Linked DNA regions of Homo sapiens: region 1 is linked to region 2. The links are chromatin loops, found by intact Hi-C in ENCODE. Cell type or tissue: CD4-positive, alpha-beta T cell. All regions are shown on one strand. Each heading gives the region's core, and the rest is flanking DNA. Links, peaks and the distances in the headings are about the cores only.

The links. A loop is a pair of places that touch in the nucleus more often than their neighbours do. Peaks named below come from ENCODE experiments on the same cell type or tissue, not always from the same donor. Only the 100,000 strongest peaks of a DNase experiment are listed, where the experiment ranks them.
Region 1: it touches region 2 in a loop (6-fold over the local background); 4 of 110 quality-filtered maps call a loop at or near these places.

The regions. Positions count from the first base shown.
Region 1 is chr18:70,657,504-70,660,427 of GRCh38, forward strand. No RefSeq gene overlaps it. Among named protein-coding and RNA genes, the nearest start is that of GTSCR1, 8.0 kb to the left of the region's middle. In CD4-positive, alpha-beta T cell, for the core only: no CTCF peak of the experiment used is centred there; a DNase peak (open chromatin) is centred at 1,698; H3K27ac peaks cover 635 bases.
Region 2 is chr18:70,597,687-70,600,610 of GRCh38, forward strand. No RefSeq gene overlaps it. Among named protein-coding and RNA genes, the nearest start is that of GTSCR1, 52 kb to the right of the region's middle. RefSeq lists an enhancer at 1,221-1,300. In CD4-positive, alpha-beta T cell, for the core only: a CTCF peak has its summit at 1,348 (motif pointing right); a DNase peak (open chromatin) is centred at 1,355.

The DNA of each region.
Region 1 (2,924 bases), core at 185-2,684, 60 kb after region 2:
TTAAAGGCCTGAATAGAACAAAGACTAACCTCCCTCAAAGAAAAGAGGGAATTCTGACAGCAGATGGCCTTCAGGCTCGAACTGTGCTATCAACTCTTCCTGGGCTTCCAGCTGCCAGCCTACTCTGCATATTTCAGACTTGCCAGCCTCCAAAATTGCAAGCCAATTTCTTGAAAAAGATCAAAATTTATATATAGACATACACATGCACACCGACAAACACAGACACACATGCACACATAGACACACATACACACACACACACACACAAACACACACACACACACACACACACACACACACACGCTATTGGTTCTATTTCTAGTGGTTAAATGTCTCAAACTCCTGGGTTCAGGCAATCCTCCTGCCTCAGCCTCTTGAGTAGCTGGGATCACAGGCATGGACCACTATGCCCAGCTAATTTTAAATTTTTTTTTTTGTAGAGATTGGGTCTTGCCATGTTGCATAGGCCGGTCTTGAATCCTGTACTCAAGCAATCCTCCCACCTCAGCCTCCCAAAGTGCAGGGATTCCAGGTGTGAGCTGCCATGCTTGGCCTTGGATAATTTTTGACCAACTGTTTGGGTACCAAGGCTGAGCCAAGTTGACACATAAAATCAATCATCACAATGTCCACCACTGAATTAATAATTTAGCATATCAAAATGTAGGATATGCCAGGAATGACATTATTACTCTTATGTTACTTATTGTGATGAATTTTATAGCAAAGCAGTTTTTTCCCAACTACTAGTGTATGTATAGCATATGTGGTTAAAAAAATCTGTAGAAAAATGTCTGATTTTTTCTCAAGTCTTGAAGATTACAATAAAGCTGATGATAGCTTTGCAGCTGAATAAAATTCTTTGATGTAATGAATTAATTTAGAAAAAAGCTGATTGGAGCATGAGCTGGTAAAATGCCAGCTATGCTAGCTTTGTAATAGGGATTTCTGGTGGAAAGTCGAAGGAAACAAGTTCTTTCAGGAATGTATTAGATCATTTGTTACCAAATTTTAGCTTTGAAAACCCTGTTTAGTGATCCAGGGTGAGAGTCCATTGTGAGTAATGCAGTTAATTAAAAACTGTTGATTAGTAGATTGTTCAAATTGCAATGTGAGGATCCTGAATGACAAATAGAATTTGCTTATTTTCCACAATGATGCCATTTGAATGTCTATCAGAATTTTAAAACTTCAGATTATGAATATCGTCCCATATCGTCCCACTGGACCTGAACATTTTTAAAGTGAAGCTCTTTTTGCACTGTGTTTGGGAATTTCTTCTGAAGATGCTTTCCATATTCTAGGCAGGGAAAAATATGAAACCAATAACTTACTCATTTTAGAATGGAGATGATGAATATATTTTGTCCCAAAGTATTATAAATCAAAAGGCAAGTCCTTGAGAAGAATATTCTGATTTATGTAGCTATTCCCTCTAAGTAAGATAATAGTTTAACCAATGGTACTTAGAATGTTTGTACTCAGCAAGAGTCTTAGAAATAAATCATCAATGTGATTGACACACTTTTCCTTGGCTGGTTTACTGGTTCAGTGAGAATTTCGTTCTGCTTTTTTAGACAGTCAAGAAGGGCAGGCACTATTTTAAAAAAATGTAGCCCTGCTACATACTACTGTGACTGATAGAACAATTTTCCCACGAGCAAGATTCACTGACGCACAGCTCCCTACCCCCATGTTTGCTTGTGGTTGATAAGACGACATCCGCACAGCTGAGCCCTGTTCTAGGAGGAGCTATTAACACGGATTCCTCCAGAAGAAATGTTCACCCAGGCTCGTGAGGACAGAGTGTGGATTAGACTGTGAGGGAACTAGGTGGCAGAACTATTCCAGGATCCATGCTTCAGGCTCATCCATTCTATGCACTACTTCTTTTTCTTTCGTAAAGATCTAATGTTTTTTATATATATATACACACATATACATATATGTATAAATTATACACACACACACACAGAGACATGCACACACACACACATATATATTTAATTTGGTGAACCACAAAGCTTGACTCAGGGGACCTGGAATAGACTGCTTATACATTATTGAAATTAGCTCATGGAAAACACGCTGCAACCTTGTCAAATAGAAATATGCTTGCCCCGATTTGCGACCTAAAGTTGCTCTGGTTTCAGAACACCAGGGAAAATTACCAAATGCTTCAAACCTCCAAAAATGATAATTTTCAAAAGAACTTAGCAAAATTGGCAAGTATATTCGAGCTTCAAATATGCTGAAACTGAAACTGATGGGAAAAAAGCCCTACAGCATCCATATATAAGCTCCAGCCCCAGCTAACAAAATCACAACACCAAATGTCTCATCCTTCAGTGAAGATCTCAAAGAGCACCCGGCTTGACAGTGGTTCAAAGGGACAAAAGCACAGCTCAGGTGGGGAAAGTGAAATCCAGGGAATGAATCCATGACCTCGCGTGCTCTGGCCGAGAAGGAAGCTTGTGCAAAACTCTCCTCAGAGATGCCCAGTTTTTGTCGCTATCCCAGAGAAGTTTAATTTTTAAAAATTAATGCTTCATTCATTTGATACAGTTAACTTCTAGAAAATCATTTTTAGGATTTGATTATGAGGTAAACGGTGTGCTCTGGTGGGCTTTGGGTATTGTCTTGTTATTTTAATTTGTATGTAATTGGGAAGTTACTCTGTGTTCATTGTCCCTATGGAAGTAAAGCAGTAGGAATGGTTCAATATTGCATGTCAGCTCTCTGTTCTCTCTTTCTTTTATGATGCATAGAATAGAAAATGTGTAGCCAGCAAAAGCAGATAATATGATTGTGTGTGTGTGTGTGTGATTCTAAAGCTACTATTCCTTTGTTTCATTTTTAGTTTGCAATATTCACATTATTTGTGCAGTTTCAATTAACATTAAAAGAAGGCAGGAGATATT
Region 2 (2,924 bases), core at 115-2,614:
GTTGAATGGCTTTGACAAAAATGCTGATAGTGATATGAACAATAAGGTCTAGGCTGAGATGGTCTCAGATGGAGATGAGAAACTTGTTGGGAACTGGAGCAAAGGTGACTCCTTTATGTTTTAGCAAAGAGACTGGTGGCATTTTGTCTCTGCCTTAGAGATTTGTGGAACTTTGAACTTGAGAGAAATGATTTAGGGAATCTGGCAGAAGAAATTTCTTTTTCTTTTTCTTTTTTGAGACGAAGTCTTGCTTGGTCGACAGGCTGGAGTGCAGTGGCGCAATCTTGGCTCACTGCAACCTCCACCTCCTGGGTTCAAGTGATTCTCCTGCCTCAGCCTCTCAAGTAGCTGGGACTACAGGCACCTGCTACCATGCCCGCTAATTTTTGTATTTTTAGTAGAGACGGGGTTTCACCATGTTGGTCAGGCTGGTCTCAAACTCCTAACCTCAGGTGATCCACACAACTCAGCCTCCCAAAGTGCTGGGATTACAGGTGTGAGCCACCGCTCAGCCAGGTGGAGGAAATTTCTAAGCAGCAAAGCATTCAAGAGGTGACTTGGGTGCTGTTACAGCATTCTGTTTTAAAAGGGAAACAGAACATAAAAGTTTGGAAAATTTGCAGCCTGACGATGTAGTAGAAAAGAAAAACCCATTTTTTTTGAGGAGAAATTCAAACTGGCTGCAGAAATTTGCATAAGTAACAAGGAGCCAAATAATCCCTTTGGATTAATTTGGAAAATATTTATTTTCCAAATATTAATGGGAAAAATGTCTCCAGGGCATGTCATAGGTCTTCATGGCAGCCCCTCCCATCACAGACCCAGAAGCCTGGGAGAAAAAAAATGGTTTCATAGGCCAGGCCCAGGTTCCCCATGCTGTGTTTAGCCTAGGGACTTGGTGCACTTAGTCCCAGCTGCTCCAGCTGTTGCTAAAAGGGGCCAAGGTACAGGTCAGCCCATGGTTTTAGAGGTTGCAAGCCCCAAACCTTGGCAGTTTCCACATGATGTTGAGCCTGCAGGTGTGCAGAAGTCAAGAACTGAGGTTTGGGAACCTCCACCCAGATTTCAGAAGATGAATGGAAATGTTTGGATGCCCAGGCAAAAGTTTGCTGCAGAGGCAGGGCCCTCATGGAGAACCTCTGCTAGGGCAGTGTGGAAGGGAAATGTGTGGTCAGAGCCCCCACCCAGAGTCCCTAGTGGGGTGCTGCCTAGTGGAGCTGTAAGAAGAGGCCATCGTCCTCCAGAGCCCAGAATGGTAGATCCACTGACAGCTTGCACCGTGTGCCTGGAAAAGCCACAGACACTCAACACCAGCCCATGAAAGCAGCCAGCAGGGGGCGCTGTATCCTGCAAAGCCACAGTGGCAGAGCTGCCCAAGACTATGGGAACCTACCTCTTGAGTCAGTGTCACCTGGATGTGAGACATGGAGTCAAAGGAGATCATTTTGGAGCTTTAAAATTTGACTGCCCTGCTAGATTTTGGACTTGCATGGGCCCTGTAACCCCTTTGTTTTGCCCAATTTCTCACATTTGGAGTGGCTGTATTTACCCAATACCTGTACCCCTATAGTACCTAGGAAGTAACTAGCCTGCTTTTGATTTTACAGGCTTATAGGCAGAAGGAACTTGCCTTGTCTCAGATGAGGCTCTGGACTGTGGACTTTTGGTTTAATACTGAAATGAATTAAGGCTTTGGAGGACTGTGAGGAAGACTTGATTGCTTTTGAAATATGAGACATGAGATTTGGAGGGGACAGGGGTGGAAGGAAGGATATGGCTTAGCTCTGTGTCCCCACCGAAATCTCATCTTGAATTGTACTCCCATAGTTGCCTCATGTTGTAGGAGGAACCCGGTGGGAGATTATTTGAATCACGGGGGTGGTTTCCTCCTTACTGTTCTCATGGTAGTGAATAAGTCTCATGAGATCTGATGGTTTTATCAGGGGTTTCCACTTCTGCATCATCCTCATTTTCTCTTGCCAGTGCCATGTAAGAAGCACCTTTTGCCTCCTGCCATGATTCTGAAGTCTCCTCAGCCATGTGGAACTGTAAGTCTAATTAAACCTCTTTTTTTTCCCAATCTTGGTTATGTCTTTATCAGCAGCATGAAAATGGACTAATACACACTATAACAAGAAGAATTTAGGTATATTAGTTTCAAATATATGAGCACAGAAATGGGAATTTCAAGATTTTTGGAGATGCTAATTTAATAGAACTTTTGAAATTTCATAAGCATGCATTGTCCCTTGAAAAGTAGTAACTGCTTGACAAATGCAGATTTTTATTATTACTGACATTTTGAGAAAATATCTGCAGCTGAAGATCCTGCAATTGTGAAAAATGTCATAAGTTTTTCATACACCCAGTTCTTTTGTCACAAAGTATGATCAGATTTTCTGCTTAGAAAGTGTTTTTGGCTGAATAGGTTATAGTCTACCCTGTATGTAGGCACAGTGAAAAAATGACAGGTAGCTTTCTAACGTCTTTTTGAAAATAAGTCTTTATATCAGAATATTGACAATAATGCTATAACTGTTACAATATGGGGACAAAAGTAACTTAATTATAACTTTTCAAAAATGTTTGTCATTTATACAGCTTTTTATCTGAAAAATGATGGACAATCATATGGAAAACAAAATTAGTAGAATGCAATTTAGAGACAGATAAGAAAAAAGTTCTTCAATAAAATAATTTAATGGTATTCAGGAAAATGCAAATGTGAGAGTCTGTGCAATGTCACGTAGCTCTATTCTGTCAAACTTGAAGATAAATATCTCAAATTATGATAATTGAATGTTTGAATACCCAAGTTTCATATACCCATAAATCTTAACATTTTATACTTGGCCTTTAGGAAGTTAGTATATCCCAGCAAAAATCTTTTATTTTTATGATATATATTTATTACACTAACATGT